Linked DNA regions of Mus musculus: region 2 is linked to region 1. Evidence: chromatin loops called from intact Hi-C (ENCODE). Cell type or tissue: left cerebral cortex. All regions are shown on one strand.

Region 1 (2,500 bases):
GTTCCAGACAAGCTGGCCTCCGAGATTCTGGACATTTTCCTATTTCTACCTCTCACCTTCCCCACTGCAGTGCTGGGATTATAAATGTACGCACTGTGGGCTGGACAGAGAGAGACAGACAGAGACTGAGCTTGTGTGCACACACACTCGTTACCTGTATGTCAGTGGAAGGGGAATGGAAGAAGAAATACTCAGCAGCTATGTGAGGAAATGAATCCGTAGAATCCGTATCACATTTTTTCTTTTTGTAGTTTGTGTACATGTTTGCGCATGCCTGGTGTTGGATATGCACATATCTTTTTTTTTTTTTTTTGGACAGGGTCCCCTCTAACCCTGTAACTTGCTAACTTGGCTAGACTGGCTGGCTAGCAAGTGCCAGGGCTCCTCCTGCCTGGGTCTCAGCTCTAAAGAAGCTCCGGGTTCCCCTGCACAGAGGCCAGGACGTGGGTGTGTTGGGGGTGGGGTGGGGAGGCGGTCATAGGCACAGACCACCGTGCCCAGCTTTTGGCGTTAGAGTCAGGGATTGAACTCAGGTCCTTAAGCTTACTCAGCACTTTACCCAGGACGACCTCCCCCCCCCCGCCCCCCCCCCCACACCCTGGACTACACAAAATGCCCTCCCTTTAGTTTGTTCTCCCAGGCAGTGCCTTTCCATTTCTGTTAGAAAACCGTCTGTGACTGCGCTCGTGTCTCCTGGGAGTTCTATTAGCGAGCCGGAGACACCGTAGTTGAGGGACTTAGAAGCTACCTGAGAACCGAGAGAACCCATCTTTTGGTCATTTTCTATCCTACCTACCTACCTCCTCTTGCAGAGAACAGCTTTGCAACTGTTCAAACCACCAGCCCTCCAAACACGGAGATGTTCTACAGACGTGGGAGCTTTTGCAAACATGCAAACATTTCATCCTTCGATCTTCACAGAATTCTGCAACACAGGTACAACCCACATGAAGTTCACCGAAGTGACCTGTCCAAGGTCCCCCACACTAAACCTGACTGCAGACGCATGGCTTCAGCGTGCTTCACGTCCGTTAAAATGCCTATGGACACAAGAGGGCCGTCGACTCTCGCGGACAGCTGGACGCCTAGAAACCCTTCCGAGTTTCAAGTAGTCATTTCTCCAAAAAATATCCACCGCGCACCTACTCCGTGACAAGGGCGCGTGAGGACCAGAAAGCGAGGGTTGGAAAGGGGTTCTACACCTGCCGCCAGATTGATGGAGGGCGGAGCCCTGCCGGCCGCCGCCACTAGAGGGCGCAGCGCCACCCCGCGCCGCCGCCATCGGGGCCACGACCCCGGGCTCCCACAGAGGTCAAGGGCAGCGCCCGCGGCCCCGAGCCCCCAGGGACCGACGAGGGCACTGGGTTCCTCAAGGAGACGCCGTCCTCGGCTCACGATAGCGACCTCAGGCTGGGCCGGCGCTCGCTCCCTCGGGGAGGCTCGCTTCCGGTCCTGCGCGCGGAAGCGTCGCCGCGTCCAATCCGGGTCCCCGCCCGGGCTCGCCCGGGGGGCGCGGGGCGGCTCGCAGCCGCCTGTCGGCGTGGAGGGGCGGCGCGTGCGTGCTGCGGGGCGCACTCTGACCCGGAGACGACCTCTCTCCGCGCTCCCTCCCCTGCTGTGAAGATGGCGCTGTCCAGGGTGTGCTGGGCTCGGGCTGCTCTGTGGGGTTCGACTGTCGCCCCTGGACCCTTTGTCACCCGGAGGCTGCAGCTGGGCCGCTCTGGCCCTGCGTGGCGAGCCCCTCGGTGAGGGCCCTGGAGAAAGAAGAGCATTTTTGATGTAGAAGCCCTTCCAGCGGCTCAGCCTCCGCCTCTCGGGATCCCCTGCCTTGGGCCCTGGGTTTTGCTTTTCCATGCAGGATTCCCACCGAACGCCCGTCCCTGTCCCTCTCCGTACTCCGTGTCCACCCGATTGTCCCCGCACATCCTGAGCTCATCTTTCAGCTTCCCCTTCCCATCTCTCCATGGCTTCAGCTTGCATTCTCCTGGCCCCGCAGGCTTTGCGCACGCTCCACGCTCACACCTTTCTGCATGATCTGCCCCTCTCATACCAACCCTAACCCTGAGCTTGGGTTTTCAGAAGAGTTCTGGCAATCGCTCTCAGAAACCGTATGTTTACCGAGGGGTCCTACGTACCGAATGGCTTCTACTCCTTCGCAGATAGTCTCTTTGGTCTTCGTTGTAGGTCTTCAAAGCTTCACCTTTCTCCGAAGGCGGACGTGAAGAACTTGATTTCTTACGTGGTGACCAAGACAAGAGCGATTAACGGATCGTACCATCGTTTCTTGGGGCGTCATTTCCCCCGCTTCTATGCCTTATACACAACCTTCATGAAAGGTAAACGCTAACATTGAGAAGCCCGAATCTGCTCTTCTGCGTTAGTCACAGTCAGTGAGATTGCAATGTGCCGGGTCCGCTGCTGCGCTGTGAGTTGGGATGTCTTCTCTTCCGTCAGGGTTTGAGCATGAATTCTTACAAATTGTCACTGCCACCTCTTAAAT
Region 2 (2,500 bases), 240 kb before region 1:
AAAGGTGTCATTTTGAAAAGCAGACTTTAGGGCTGGCAAGATGCTCAGTGGGTAAGAGTACTGACTGCTCTTCCAAAGGTCCTGAGTTCAGGTTCTGGTGGCCATATGGTGGCTCACAACCATTCTTGATGACATCTGATGCCCTCATCTGGTGTGTCTGAAGACAGCTACAGTGTACTTAATTTGTAATAATAATTAAAATCTTTAAAAAAAAGAAAAGCAGACTTCAGTCAAGCATGGTAGGACATACCTATGGCCTTTTTCTTAGCACTCAGGAGGCAGAGGCAGCCTGGGCTTTAAAATCCTGTCTAAAAAACAAAACAAAAACCTCAGCCAGATTTAAAATTTTAGGAATGGGGAGACTGGCTGCTCTTCAGAAGAAGACCTGGGTTCAAGTCGCAGCATTCTCATGGCAGCTCACAACTGCCTGTAACTAGCTCCTGGGTAATCCTGTACCCCTACACCCTACACACATGCAGGCAAAACACCCATGCTTATAAAATAAGTTTGTTTGTTTTTAAGTGTATTTGCAGTTGATAATTCAGTAAAACAGAACAGGTACAGTTTGTTGCTTATAGTGAGAAAAAGGTGTTTGTTTGTTTGTTTGTTTGATTGAATTGGGGGGGGGTGGTGTTTGTTTCTGTTTTTTCAAAACGGTTTCTCTGTGTAGCCCTGGCTGGCCTGGAACTCAGAAATCCGACTGCCTCTGCCTCCTGAGTGCTGGGATTAAAGGTGTGTTCCACCACGCCCGGCTAAAAAAGTATTTTATGTGTATGGATGTTTTGCCTTCAAATGTGCCTGTGTGCTATGTGTTCCTCTGGAAGCCAGTAGATCCCCTGGAGTTGTATATGGTTTTGAGCCACTTTATAGGTGCTGGGAAGTCAAACCCAAGTCCTCTCAAAGAGCAGCCAGTGTTCTCAACCCACTAAGCCATCTCTCTAGCTTATGATTAAGAATTCTTAACTTGTCCAGCAGGGGTGGCACATGCCTTTAATCCCAGCACTACGGAGGCAAGAGGCAGGTGGATCCTTTGAGTTCAAACCCAGCCTGGTCTACAGAGTGAATTCCAGGAACAGCCAGGGCTATGCAGAGAAACCCTGTTTCCAAAAACAAAAAAAATCTCAACTTTTTGCTTCCTGACATGTTTTCAGTGTTGGAGAAAAAGGGCTAATGTCATTAGTCAGTGGGGAGAAAGCCAAAGCCACCTTGTTCTTATTAGAAAGCTTACTATGAAAACAGAAAAAAACAGCAAGTGCTGGTAAGGATGGGAGGAACTGCGGCTAGAATTTTTTTTTTTTTTTTTTTTTTTTGGTTTTTTGAGACAGGGTTTTTCTGTAGTATAGCCCTGGCTGTCCTGGAACTCACTTTGTAGACCAGGCTGGCCTCGAACTCAGAAATCCTCTTGCCTCTGCCTCCCGAGTTGCAGCTAGAATTCTTATGTTCTGCTAGGACAGTAAACCCGGCTGGATGCCATTAAAATTAGTACTTCAGATGGACAACAGAATAACTGATGATTTAGCAGCTCTCTAGGCTACACATACAAAGAAAATGGAAAGCAAGCTCTTTTTTTCTTTGTTCTTTCAAGACAGGGTCTTGAGTGTAGCCAGCCCTAGCTATCCTGGGACTTCTGTAAACCAGGCTACCTATAAACTTGTAAGACAGCAGTTCTCAACCTTCACAGGGGTCCAGAATTAGATAGCCTGCATGGTCAGATATTTACAATTTATAACAGCAAAATTATTATGAAGTAACAAAAAAAATAGTTTTATGGTTGGGGTCACATGAGGTATGTGTTAAAGGGCTGCAGCATTAGGAAGGTTGAGAACCACACTCACCTAGAGATGAACCTTTGCCACTAGGCCTGGCAAAAGCAGGTCTTTACGAGATAATCGTTATCCATGTTTATGGCTCAACTATTCACAGCAGTCGGGAGACTGAAGCAACCCAACTATTTGTCAGTAGATGGGGGTAAACAATGGAAGTACATTCCAGGGAGTGTTGTTCAGACTTCAAACCATGGAAACCCTGACAGGAGCTATGGTTGAATTGGGCTTTTTTTTGTTTGTTTGTTTTGTTTTGTTTTTTGTTTTTCGAGACAGGGTTTCTCTGTATACTCTTGGCTGTCCTGGAACTCACTTTGTAGACCAGGCTGGCCTTGAACTCAGAAATCCACCTGCCTCTGCCTCCCAAGTGCTGGGATTAAAGGCGTGCGCCACCACGCCCGGCTGAATTGGGCTCTTGTGCCAAATGAAGTTAGGCAGCCACAGAAGGACTCGCTCACCTTGTGGGAGTGTCTAGTCACAGGAGTTAGTAGTAGAAACAGGAGTTGCTGGTGCTCCTGGAGGAAAAAGACAGTTACTATCGGACGTAGAAAAGTCTAGAGGTTGGTTGTTCAGCTGTCAATATAGTCAACACAACGGAACTGTACTTTGAAAAATGGTAAGATAAGCCAGGCTGGTGACTCATTTCTTTAATTCCAGCACTGGGGAGGAAGGAGCTG

The links. Hi-C counts contacts between places; a loop is a spot of excess contacts. Peaks named below come from ENCODE experiments on the same cell type or tissue, not always from the same donor. Only the 100,000 strongest peaks of a DNase experiment are listed, where the experiment ranks them.
Region 2: it touches region 1 in a loop (2.3-fold over the local background); 1 of 42 quality-filtered maps calls a loop at or near these places.

Annotation. Positions count from the first base shown.
Region 1 is chr15:100,467,501-100,470,000 of GRCm38, forward strand. Letmd1 (LETM1 domain containing 1) reads left to right here and starts at 1,511. Exons shown (of 9, transcript NM_134093.3): 1 at 1,511-1,745; 2 at 2,185-2,336. The coding sequence starts at 1,624. It overlaps 5330439K02Rik (a long non-coding RNA gene), which reads right to left and starts at 867. Exons shown (of 3, transcript XR_001781773.2): 1 at 801-867. In left cerebral cortex, CTCF peaks have their summits at 1,264 (motif pointing right) and 1,466; a DNase peak (open chromatin) is centred at 1,550; H3K4me3 peaks cover 2,313 bases; H3K27ac peaks cover 1,243 bases.
Region 2 is chr15:100,229,877-100,232,376 of GRCm38, forward strand. All of the region lies in intron 1 of Atf1 (activating transcription factor 1), which reads left to right. Among named protein-coding and RNA genes, the nearest start is that of Atf1, 3.3 kb to the left of the region's middle. In left cerebral cortex, a CTCF peak has its summit at 990; no DNase peak of the experiment used is centred here.